3 separate regions of the Homo sapiens genome follow, and all the other regions are linked to region 1. The links are chromatin contacts, found by Hi-C or POLR2A ChIA-PET in ENCODE. All regions are on one chromosome and are shown on one strand. The core of a region is the stretch at or near the end of the contact, and the rest is flanking DNA. Distances in the headings are between cores, read along the strand shown.

Evidence for each region. A loop is a pair of places that touch in the nucleus more often than their neighbours do. ChIA-PET counts read pairs that join two places held with the same protein, here RNA polymerase II (POLR2A). Pooled maps may share reads with other maps.
Region 2: a loop to region 1 is called in a map of endothelial cell of umbilical vein, with 9 times the contacts of the local background. The contact joins two enhancer-like sites. A Hi-C loop is called at or near these places in 1 of 168 maps with a recorded cell type or tissue (endothelial cell of umbilical vein) and 3 of 50 pooled maps. POLR2A ChIA-PET finds 5 or more read pairs at or near these places in 2 of 52 experiments (A549 and endothelial cell of umbilical vein).
Region 3: a loop to region 1 is called in a pooled map, with 2.1 times the contacts of the local background. The contact joins two enhancer-like sites. A Hi-C loop is called at or near these places in 2 of 168 maps with a recorded cell type or tissue (endometrial microvascular endothelial cells and stomach) and 3 of 50 pooled maps.

Annotation. Positions count from the first base shown.
Region 1 is chr3:11,377,683-11,381,893 of GRCh38, forward strand. ATG7 (autophagy related 7) reads left to right here. Exons shown (of 21, transcript NM_001349232.2): 19 at 2,290-2,370. Among named protein-coding and RNA genes, the nearest start is that of ATG7, 110 kb to the left of the region's middle. Within about 2 kb of position 1,994, at least 3 of the 41 ENCODE cell types and tissues checked have a DNase peak (open chromatin) inside an H3K27ac peak, as active enhancers do; they include endothelial cell of umbilical vein, where a contact is called at or near this core.
Region 2 is chr3:11,763,199-11,767,109 of GRCh38, forward strand. It overlaps a transcript of TAMM41 not described here. Among named protein-coding and RNA genes, the nearest start is that of TAMM41, 82 kb to the right of the region's middle. Within about 2 kb of position 1,858, at least 4 of the 41 ENCODE cell types and tissues checked have a DNase peak (open chromatin) inside an H3K27ac peak, as active enhancers do; they include endothelial cell of umbilical vein, where a contact is called at or near this core.
Region 3 is chr3:11,782,130-11,786,587 of GRCh38, forward strand. It overlaps a transcript of TAMM41 not described here. Among named protein-coding and RNA genes, the nearest start is that of TAMM41, 63 kb to the right of the region's middle. RefSeq lists an enhancer at 3,040-3,595. Within about 2 kb of position 2,907, at least 2 of the 41 ENCODE cell types and tissues checked have a DNase peak (open chromatin) inside an H3K27ac peak, as active enhancers do.

The sequences.
Region 1 (4,211 bases), core at 744-3,243:
ACTTTAATGGAAAAATATGCTAAATGTGATGAAGTTCTTTTCTAAGTAAACTTAATATAAAAGTAATTGGGGTATAGAGGAGACTCACTGTGAGTATTCTCAAGCCTGTAACTTCCAGAGCTCGTGAAGATTTCAGCATTCCCATTTGTGACTTGCTATTAAACTCTTTTCTGCTATTTTGATGTCTCCTATTTTGACGTCCTGAATAGCAAACTTATGACCCTGATTATGCCTCAGGTCATGGATTATGAAATGGTTACCACATTCCTGAGATGTTAGGAACTAAAAGGTTGTCATATTTTCATATGTTTATGATGAGGCTATCTAACTTATACCAGTTACCAATTTTTTTTTTTTTTTTTTGAGATGGAGTCTTACTCTGTCACTCAGGCTGGATCTCAGCTCACTGCAACCTCTGCCTCCCAGGATCAAGTGATTCTCCTGCCTCAGCCTCCCGAGGAGCTGGGATTACATGGGTGCACCACCACACCCGGCTAATTATTTTGTATTTTTAGCAGAGGTGGGGGTTTTGCCATGTTGTCCAGGCTGGTCTCAAACTCCTGACCTCAGGTGATCTGCCCGCCTCAGCCTCCCAAAGTGCTAGGAGTACAGACGTGAGCCACTGTGCCCTGCCAAATTTTTAAAATGTCTTTATCAATATGCTATGTGTTTTTTAATGCAATCCGAGATCAAGTGTTTGATAGAAATGATAAATTCGGGCTGGGCGCGGTGGCTCACGCCCGTAACCCCAGCACTTTGGGAGGCTGAGGCAGGCAGGTCACCTGAGGCCAGGAGTTCAAGATCAGCCTGGACAACATGGCAAAACCCCATCTCTACTAAAAATAGAAAAAACTTAGCTGGGTGTGGTGGTGGGCGCCTGTAATTCCAGCTACTCGGGAGGCTGAGGCAGGAGAATCACTTGAACCCAGGAGGCAGAGGTTGCGGTGAGCTGAGATCACACCACTGTACTCCAGCCTGGGCGACAGAGTGAGACTCCATCTCCAAAAAAAAAAAAAAAAAAAAAAAATTGCTGTAGGCATGTTTTTCCAGGTTTGATTTTTTTCCAGAGAGAAGTATGCACAAACAGTTAACACTGTTACAGTGTGAGCATCAGGATGGAGTTATCCAAAACTCAAAAGAAGCCTTTTTCTTTAAATAGTTTGTCAAATTGTTTGTTTTTCGGGGGGTGGGGGATTTGAGGGAGAGGGCATGGTGTTAATAGGATGGCTAAACGGTGGTGGATCGGGTCTTCTGTTCTGTTCAAGTGAGAGTGTTAAAGTTGTGAGAAGACCTAGTGTTGAAGACAAACGCTGTGGTATTCTGAGAGGGAGGGAAGCAGAGAAGCTCAGGCCGGGGGCAGGTTCACATCAGGAGGTCCATTTTTGAGTCTTGGCTCCATTACTTACTGTTTACCTGAGCCAAGTTGCCATTCTTCCTGAGCCTGAGGTTTTTCAACATAAAATGGGGAATTTGAAAGGTCAAATAAATTAATTCATAATATTTGTGTTGTCTGGTTTATTATAAACGTTGAGTCCTATGGAGAGTTTAGAGATGTTACCATTCATATTTTTATGATATATAGAACAGCTTAAAGCTCCCCCTTTGGTGTAAGTATAGTATATACAGGTATAATGTTCTGAATAAATTACTTCAGTTATAGTTTGTGAAACCTGATTATAGCTGATACTCTGGAAATGTAACTCAGTTGTAGTCCAGAATTTTATGCTCAAGGTGGTGCTGTTTCCCCATAAATCTGATGATGTTTTACATTTTATCTCTATCTGTTCCAAATCAAGCAAATAACTGGATATATGTCTAGGGCCATTTCGGCCTTCCACAGTCCCCCAAGCCATCTTTCCTTGTGAGACCCCACCCAAAATCATGTCATAGAAATGTGTATTTACCCCATATTCACTAGAACACATGTGGGAGCTTAAGAGTTGAGTATACCAGTGGACCTGTTCAACATTTTGGAAGACATTTGTTAAAAAATACTTTAGATACTACAGCTTGCTTTTTGTATTTTAGAGTCAGTTTGTTTTTAGGTCAGAAATATTTGAAAAGCTTGTAAGCCCTGGCTCCTAATGGAATAAAGGACCTAATATAGTTCTTCTGCAAACTGATTACGTTACAAGGGAAAATACTCATTTCGAACTTATTTTTGCTCATAATCTCTTTCCGGGCCGCCATATTAATCATTTCCTACTTGTTGTCAGAAACCAGACGTGCATTTCATAGATGTGGTCGTTGTGTGTTTGATGTGAATTGTTTTGTTTTGTTTGTTTTTAGATCCGGGGATTTCTTTCACGGTTTGATAATGTCCTTCCCGTCAGCCTGGCATTTGACAAATGTACAGCTTGTTCTTCCAAAGTAAGTCATTTTGTATTGGAGGGACTTGTTTTTAAAAGTGAGCGGGTCAGCATTTGACCGCAGCCTCACCAGCTGGAGCCCTTGAAACCAACTAAGGGCTTTTTGTGGGGGAAGGGTGGGGTCTAAACCCTCAGAAAGGACTTTGTTTTCATGGATCTGTATTCATTCTCACAGTGGTTTAAAACCAGCCTGAGAAAATGTGTAGGGAGACTGAGTTAAAATATTTCAACTCTGTATCAATACTTGCATCATGCTAATTTTGTCTTGAATTTGAACTTTACTGCTCTTTGTTCCTCCCCAGAGGGTTCCCTCCTAGCCAGGACCCTCATAGAGCAATTTTTTAAAGCGTTACTCTGAGGGTGAGGCGGCCCTGGCTATGCATCTTCTGCAGATCCACATAATTACAAAGAAAAAGTAAACAGAGATTAGGGGCCTGGATGGGGAGCCACTAAAAGGGCCCCTTCAGCTTTGATCTTTCCAGAAGCTCTAAAAATAGAGCTGGTATGTTAGCCATCGTAATGTGAAACGGCTGATATATCTCAAAACTACAGTGATGGCATCTCGTGTTTTAATAGGCTTTCGGATACCATCTGAGTGATTTTTACATGCACACTGTATGTGATAGCTGATTTCCTTTCAAGTGTTCCTTTCAGCCTTCTGCTGCCCAGCGACTTGACCTGGGCTTTTAAGGCTCATGATTGCTGATAAGTAAAGATTTTCATGTTGAAGTGCTATACAAAATAATGTTGGTGACCACTAATCCCCAACTGTGGCTTCTCAGTTACAATTTGGAACTATTTTTCGTGTAGCCTTCGTCTGTCTGCCACTGTGGAAGAAAGAGAATTCTAGGGATGTATTTCTCTATTCTGAGTTGACAAGCTTCCTTTGAAAACTGTACTTGGGCTATATTTTATGGGAAGCACAATCCTGACCAGTTTCTCTAAAAATTGAATGTAGAATTGACAAGCAATGTTGATAAATTTGGTTACGTTTAGATGCTCAAAAATTGAGACTAATTATTTTCTTTTTGCTTCCGAAGTAAACTAAGCCTGTTTTATTATGCATCCCAAGTGCCTATGTTGAGATTTCAAGCTTAGACTTTGTCAGTAGTTACCCATGAGCCCATTCTTTCTGTAGTTTCCTTTAAGATATATCTGCTCAAGCCAGGACCTCAAGGATGTCTGCATGCACCCCCATCTTCAGAAATGCAAGTTTTAGGATTGTATACTACATCTTTAGTGGAGCAGATTTTTTTTTTCTTTGAATGGTTGAGCTAACTGGTCTCAAAATAACTTGGCAGTATTAATTTTCATACTGAAATCATTTGGCACAGGTGCCAGGTTTTCTATGGCTTTATGTTGGTCTGGCTAGTCAATGAAATAAAGATAATTGGGTTCTCTAAGTGAAATGCAAACACTCATTCATTCTTGTTCTATTTCTAATTAAATTAGCCTTTCAGATACTGTTTATAAAAGAATCACAAGCATACCATCTAACTGGGCGTTCCTTATACTTTAAAAGAGAATAGCTTAGCATTTTTCTTTCACACTTATTGTAAGCTTTTAATTAAATATAGGTATCACTTTTTTGTTAGCAAAATTATTTCCTCTTGGTGATCATTTTGAGAGTCCTGCTTTACATAAACATGTTGGACGATTTAATACAAACTGACTTGGATTTTAACAGCTGTGCTATTCCCATAGCGGTCACTTTTCATGTGGTCTGAGTATTAAATTTCTTTTGTCCTGGAAAGGTTGCTTCATTGGTGCACGTATTTCCTTACAGTAGAAACGCAGCATTTACTTACTTGGCTACCTTCTTTATTTGCTTAGGAGATTGTC
Region 2 (3,911 bases), core at 608-3,107, 390 kb after region 1:
CCTGATCATGGCTCACTGCAGCCTTGACCCCTTGGGCTCAAGTGATCCTCTTGCCTCAGCCTACTGTGTGGCTGGTACTACAGGCATGTGCCACCATGCCCAGTTGATTTTTAAAAATTTATTTGTAGAGATGAGGTCTTACTATTTTGCCCAGGCTGGTCTTGAACTTGTGGGCTCAAGTGATCCTCCCACCTTGGCCTCCCAAAGTGCTGGGATTACAGGTGTGAGCCACCACACCCAGTCCCTTAAAGCTTTTGAAAGAAAAAAGATGGGAAAATTGATAAATTAAGCTCATGCAGTGGTCTGAAGGAGTGATCTGGAATTTTACTTCTCTCTTTAATTTTGGCCTAAAATGTGAAAAACAAACACATCTCGACATGATGCAATTCTGTGATCCTGGGTTATCTATAAGCAGCCTCCAACTAAGAAAATCACAGTAATTTCCCATAATATTACTTTATATTTCAATAACACTCATCTCAATTTCATACCAAACCAATTACGTGGGTGTTATCGTTCATGTTTTAACACATGATGAAACTGAAGCAGAGAGGTTAAGTGTCCTGGCGAAAGTCACACAATGGATAAAGGGCGGAGCCTGTACCCAAACCCAGATCTTTCTTTCCATTTCTAAGCCTTCTGTTGCCTAATACATCACTGCTATACACTAATTTTCAAGTGCCAGAAACATGAAGGTGACCTTCAGAGTCATTTTTGTTTCAATATTATCTTTGAATAATATATAAAGCATTCGCAGGTCACTGACTTTTATTTATTACGTGTCTCTCTGTCTTTTTGTTTTGTTACTTTTTTGGTTGTTGTTGAGACAGTGTCTAACTCTGTCGCCCAGGTTGGGGTGAAGTGGCGTGATCTCAGCTCACTGAAGGCTCTACCTCCCAGGCTCAAGCGATCCTCCCACCTCAGCCTCCCGAGTAGCTTGGACTACAGGTGCACGCCACCATGCCCGGCTAATTTTTTGTAGAGACAGGGTCTCACTATGTTGCCTAGGCTGGTTTTGAAGTCCTGGGCTCAAGTGATCCTCCTGCTTCAGCCTCCCAAAGTGCTGGGATTACAGGTGTGAGCCATGGCGCCCAGACCTGTTCTATTCAATTTTATAGGTGCAATGCTGTGTGTGCCTGGGGTCAGGGACTGCTTTGCGTTCCCAGTGGCTTGTGAAGTGCCAGACCCTGACACATGTTTGCAGAGCTCCCAGACCTTTATCCCGAAGGCCACACAACCTGAAGGCCCAGGGTAACCAGCAAGGTCCCAATGTCCCATAATCTTATTCTTTTTTTTTTTTTTTTTTTTTTTTGAGACAGAGTCTTGCTCTGTCTCCCAGGCTGGAGTTCAGTGGCGCGATCTCGGCTCACTGCAAGCTCCGCCTCCCACGTTCACGCCATTCTCCTGCCTCAGCCTCCTGAGCAGCTGGGACTACAGGTGCCCGCCACCACGCCTGGCTAATTTTTTGTATTTTTAGTAGAGACGGGGTTTCACCGTGTTAGCCAGGATGGTCTCGATCTCCTGACCTTGTGATCCGCCTGCCTCGGTCTCCCAAAGTGCTGGGATCACAGGCTTGAGCCACTGCACCCGGCCCATCTTACTCTTTTTCAATAAAGACAGCTAGGTAAATGTATAACCAAATTTGATGTAAGTTATATACAAACCTTTTCATATATAAAATACCACAAGTCACACATATTTTTACAATTGTTTTTGAAACTCAGTTTTCCTGCTTTAGCCAGAAAAATAGTCATTGTCAGATCATGATTTGTATAAAATGCTTTGTGACTCAGTCAACCACCAGCTGACCTCACGATACAAACCTTAGTTGGCCTCACCTTTCCTGTGGTTTTCCCACACTGTTTTTATAGCTTTCATTTAAAATAACATTCAGTTGAGCCTCCAATGAAACCAAGCCTTTGTTCTCTTCCTCCTGTTTTTCCTCCAAAAGAACTGACAATATAAGCCTTTTCTCTGGCTCTGGTTAAGTACAAACCCATGATCAAGTGGACCCAGGGACTTGCTGGGTTCCAGGCTCTTACTACCACCACCCTGACAGTCAACCACAAATACCCGTCACCGCCATCCTCGGTATTTCATCATCACAATCGCCACCACTAGCTGAGCTCTTACTATGAGGCAGGTACTTACTAAGCTTTCACATGAATCAGGAATTCATGTAATTTTAATTGCCACAACAACACTATGGAGTAAATACTACGATGTTCTTTTAATATATAATGAAATTGAGACTCAAATAAGTTAAGAAAACTTCTCCAAAGCCACAGAGCTACAAGCGTAAAGACAGGATTCAACACCAGGTCATTTCCAGTTTCAAATCCTCAGGATACCCCATATTAAATATGCAGTCTGTACATATAACACACACATACAGACATATGAGAATTGAGTTGCAGCTATTTGATATAAGACCATATTTTAGAGACATTTAAACATTTGTTAATGATGTTATTATGATTATCTTTTCACCTTCTGGAGTCAAAATTTTTTTTTTTTTTTTGAGATGGAGTCTCATTCTGTCGCCCAGGCTGGAGTGCAGTGGTGTGATCTCAGCTCACTGCAAGCTCTGCCTCCCAGGTTCAAGTGAGTCTCCTGCTTCAGTCTCCCGAGTAGCTGGGATTACAGATGTGTACCACCACACCCGGCTAATTTTTCTATTTTTAGTAGAGACTGGGTTTCGCCATGTTAGCCAGGCTGGTCTCGAACCCCTGGCCTCATGTGATCCACCCACCTCAGCCTTTAAAGTGCTGGGATTACAGGCGTGAGCAACCACACCCAGCCTGGAGTCAATAAAGATTTTTGCTCCATCCAAAACTTTGGTCAGCTCTTGAGAGACTCATAGAGTCCACAGGGTAGGCCTAGGATTCCTGACAAATAAAACAATGCCATCAAATAGCAACATCATTTAAAGAATACAGACATGCTACTGCTGGGAAATTCTTTTTTTGTTGTTGGTTTTTTTTGAGACAGGGTCTAACTATGTTACACAGGCTGGAGTGCGGAGTGAGGACCACGGCTCACTACAGCCTCAACCTCCCAGGCTCAGGTGATCCTCCCACCTCAGACTCCCAGGTAGCTGGGGCTACAGGCATGCACCACCATGCTCGGTGAATTTTCTGTATTTTTTTGTAGAGACGGGGGTCTTGCTATGTTGCCCAGGCTGGTCTTGAACTTCTGGACTCAATCAATCAGCCCATCTTGGCCTCCCAAAGTGCTGGGAATACAGGTGTGAGCCACCGTGCCTAGCTGGGAAATTCTTATTTTGGAAGGAGAAGTACAGAAAAGAGGTAGAGTATGTTTTTATTTTTATTTATTTATTTTATTTTATTATTTTCTTCAGGCCAGATGTTTTTATTTTTATTTTTTGAGACAGAGTTTCACTCTGTCACTCAGGCTGGAGTGTTGTGGGTACAAATGGCTCACTGCAGCCTTGACTTCCTGGGCTCAAGCAATTCTCCTGCCTCAGCCTCCCTTGTAGCTGGGACCAGGTGTGTGCACTACTACATCTGGCAAATTTTTTTTACTTTTTTGTAGAGATGAGGGTCTCACTTTGTTGCCCAGGCTGGTCTCAAACTCCTGGCCTGAGGGGACCTTTCTGCCTCGACCTCCTAAAGTGTGGGATTACAGGTGTGAGCCACTGCATCCGACCTAGAGTATGTTTTTAAATTAAGTTTTTTATTTTGAGATCGCTGTAGATTCACATGCAGTTGTAATAAATGATAGAGAGTGATCCCATGTAACCTTTACCCAGTTCCCCCCACTGGTAACATTTTGCAATGCTGTAATATTAATACAATTTCCCAACCAGGATATTGATAGATTCACTGATTTTAGCTCTTATTTGATGTAGAGTATCTTTTTTTCTTTGGGACAGAGTCTCACTATGTCAC
Region 3 (4,458 bases), core at 1,657-4,156, 410 kb after region 1:
CCAAAGATGGGGTGTGATACTGGAAAGTGAATGCATTTTTGAGTCATACAGAACTGAATTCAAATCCCACTATGGGGCTAAATTAACCTCTGTAATCCTGTTTTCTTGGTTGTAAAATTTTTTTTTAAAAGTTGGGCTGGGTGTGGTGGCTCACACCTGTAGTCCTAGCACTTTAAGAGGCCAAGGTGGATGGATCACTTGAGCCCAGCAGCTCAAGACCAGCCTAGGCAACATGGTGAAACCCCATCTCTACTAAAAACACAAAAAATTAGCCAGGGGTGGTGGTGCGTGCCCATAGTCTCAGTTACTTGGGAGGCTAAGGTGGTAGGATGGCCTGAGCCCAGGAAGTCAGGGCTGCAGTAAGCTGAGATTGTGCCACTGCACTCCGGCCTGGGTGACAGAATGAGACCCTGTCTCAAAAAAAAAAAAAAAGAAAAAAAAAGTGGGATCGTATCTACGTTGTAGGAGTAGGATAAGGATTAAGTGAGGCTGTTTACATATTACACCTTCTATAAATCATAGGCCTTCCATAAACCTTAGGTTTTCTCCATTTTTATACAGTCCACTAGTTCAAAGTACTTTCACAGATAATGGCCTGTGCCTGTGAAACTTTAGTTTACTCCTTTATTCCTCCCCACACGGTTGGAGTTTGGGGCATGGACTTTTCTGTGGGTTCAAGCTCAGTGATTTTTTGGTGGGACAGAGTGCCTGAGTCAATGAGCATCTTCCCTTAGTTTAATGCAGCATCTGATGAGATTCAGTCCTGTGTGTCCTCTAGCTCACTGAGGGTGTTTTGGAGGGACAGGGCTCAGGTAGGACTCGGAGCTTGAAGACTCACTGCAATGGAGAGCCTCAAAGGAGTAAGGATCCATGATTCAGCTGGAGCTGCAGACCAGGCCTCTGGCCATGGAGACCCTCAGCAACCCCGAGGGTGCTGGACAAGAGCTTCTCCTTTCTAAAGTCCTGCTTATGTGCCAGAGTATAAAAGAATCTCACTGAGCACATGGCTATTTTGACTCTCATTTAGTGGTCACTTGGGCTCTGATATTATTGCACTTGTGGGCAGAGGCAGCTCATCAGTGCTGGGCTTTCTTGCATTTATGGTTTTGCCAAACCACTTTTTCTCCAGTCTCCCAGGGACTGATGATTTTGGAGCACAGTGAGGAAACTCAACCATCAGCTCCAAACATCACCTGGCTCAACCATAAAGCCCAACATCACCTGGCTAATCTGTGACAGAGCTGACCTGGGGGGTATGACTAGCCACCTTTGGTCACCAAATCCAAAGCTTTTCCCAGGATCACCTGGCTAATAAAGGGAAATGTTAGGATTAGAAGCCAGGGCAAGCAACCTGGAGACAAGCTCTCTTTTAGGAATCAGACTTTTCATGAGATAGTTGTAAATTCTGAAACAATGTTTTAAGGAATTCTAGCCACAAATCAGGACGATGTCATTTGCCAGGCATTGTTTAGTCAACTGGTTATTTTTATAAGTGAGTATAAGATTCATAACTCCAAGAGACAGTTATCAAATGGCAGTAATATCAACAATAACAGCTACCATTTACTGGGCACCTATTGTGTGCTTAGCTGTGGTATGGTATAGAGAAACACCTGCCCATGATGACTGAGCAGTGGTTAAGAGCACTGAGACCGGATTCAGACCATTCAAACATGGGCTTGAATCCTGGTTCTACCACTTAACTAGCTGTGTGACTTTAGGCAAGGTACTTAACCTCTTTGAGCCTGTTTCCTGATTTGTAAAGTTAGAATAATAGTATTTGCCTTATTGGGTTGTGTAAGGATGAATGAGTTAATACAAGAAACATTGCTCCAAATAGTAAGCACTATCAAATTCTCATTACTCAAAATGTAAAATGTGGAACCATGTTCAATAAAAGTTAAAGACTACAACAACCCGATACAGACAGGACCCATAGGGACAGCTCTTCAGTAGTGGAGATTTGGGCCCCAACCAGGTAAGGAACTCTGCCCAAATGAAGTACAGGCTGAGGGCAACAGGAACACAGAATGAGTAAAGGGAGAAAGATGCCGTATCTACTGTGATATCATAACCTTTTTAAAAAATGATGTGGTGGCTCATGCCTGTAATTCTGGCACTTTGGGAGGCCGAGGAGGGCAGATCACTTGAGTTCAGGAGTTTGAGACCAGCTGGTCAACATGGTGAAACCCTGTCTCTACTAACAATACAAAAAATTAGCCAGGTGTGGTGGTGTGAGCCTGTAATCCCAGCTACTCAGGAGGCTGAGGTGGGAGAATCACTTGAACCTGGGAGGTGGAGGTTGCAGTGAGCCAAGATCGTGCCACTGCACTCCAGCCTGGGCAACAGAGCAAGACTCTGTCTCAAAAAACAAAAGAAACCAAAACCAAAACAAAAAAGGTAGGCATATTTCCTTCCTTGCGTGGTAATGTGTATATACATACTCACGGACAGGCACACGGGTATTTTTAACCCCTTCCCTTCAACTATTTTCTATGAGGAGAGTGGGTGGTGGTTAATGTTATAGGCTAGTTTCTAAATTATACAAAATCCAGTTGGGATTCTAATTAAAAGAGGCATTAACATCACCCACAGATGAATACAGTAACTGTAGGGACTTTGTTTACTCTTTCCTGCCAGAAAAGTGAGAACACTTCTTTTCTTTTCTTTTTTTTTTTTTTTTTTTTTGAGGAGGAGGAGTCTCGCTCTGTCCCCCAGGGTGGAGTGCAGTGGCGCAATCGTGGCTCACTGCAACTTCCGCCTCCCGGGTTCAAGTGATTCTCCAGCCTCAGCCTCCCAAGTAGTTGGGACTACAGGTGCCCGCCACCACCCCTGGCTAATTTGAGAGCATTTTCTTTTGTACAAAGGATAGCTGCATCACGTTGGGTGGAAACAGGAAGCTGCTGCTGGTGTATGGAAATTTACATATGATTGAAGGGTGGATCTGGATGCTCAGTCACCACAGGGAGGTGTTTCTCTGGTGAGCTCGGCCATTCCTCTGTACTCCACTCTCTACTGCTGGGTAGGAGCCTGCAAACTATGTTGCCCAGGTTTCTCACCAGCTGGCTTTCTATTAGGTTTTGCTGATTGGAGACCGTGGTGTCAGATCAGAAGATAGGAGGAAGAGAAGTTCCTGGGTTTGTCTGCAACTGCAGCAGCAGTTACTGGTGGTTGTCAAGTGGCATCTGGTTTTTGTTTTTGTTTTGTTTTGTTTTGAGATGGAGTCTTGCTCTGTCACCAGGCTGGAGTGCAGTGGCGCAATCTTGGCTCACTGCAACCTCCACCTCCTGGGTTCAAGTGATTCTCCTGCCTCAGCCTCCTGAGTAGATGGGACTACAGGCACCCCCTACCATGCCCAGCTAAGTTTTGTATTTTTAGTAGAGATGGGGTTTCACCATGTTGGCCAGGATGGTCTTGATCTCTTGACCTCGTCATCCACCTACCTCGGCCTCCCAAAATGCTGGGATTACAGGTGTGAGCCACCGTGCCCAGCCTGTTTTTTTCAGTCAGAGTCTCGCTCTCTCACCCAGGCTGGCGTGCAGTGCCACGATCTCCGCTCACTGCAGCCTTGACCTCCCGGGGTTCAGGTGATTCTGCCATCTCTGCCTCCCAAGTAGCTGGGACCACGGGTGCGCACCACTGCTCCCAGCTAATTTTTTGTTTACTTTTTGTAGAGATGAGGTCTCACTATGTTGTCCAGGCGGGCCTCAAACTCCTGAGCTCAAGCAATCCACCCACCTTGGCCTCCCAAAGTGCTGGGATTACAGGTGTTAGCCACCGTGCCTGGCCCAAGTGGCATCTGGGCAGTGGTGGTGACTCTGGCAGCTCTAGCAGTGGCAAAGGCATAAGTTTTCAGAGGACTTGTATACAGTATCTAATGCTGTGTACAAGTCTTCTGAACTGTGTACAAGTCTTCTGAAAACTTAATGACTTTTTAATCTTTTTGAGAGACAGAGTCTCGCTCTGGTGCCCAGGCTGGTGTGGGCTTGTAGGTTCCAATACAGGGCTGTTAGCAGCTTCCTGATGTGCAGCTTCTCTGCACGTAATCCTTCCTTCTCCAGGGTACCCCTTCTTTTTTGTTTGCCAGCCCTCCCAACATCTTTGTAACAAAATCCCTACATTAAGTTCCATTTATTTATTTATTTATTTATTTAATTTTATTATTATTATTATTATTATTATTATTATTTTTTGAGATGGAATCTTGCTCTGTCACTTAGGCCGGAGTACAGTGGCACGATCTTGGCTCATCGCAACCTCCACCTCCCAGGTTCAAGCAATTCTCCTGCCTCAGCCTCCTGAGTAGCTGGGATTACAGGCATGAGCCACCACACCTGGCTAATTTTTGTATTTTTAGTAGAGATGGGGTTTCACCATGTTGGCCAGGCTGGTTTCGAACTCCTGACCTCGTGATCCACCCGCCTCAGCCTCCCAAAGTGCTGGGATTACAGGCGTGAG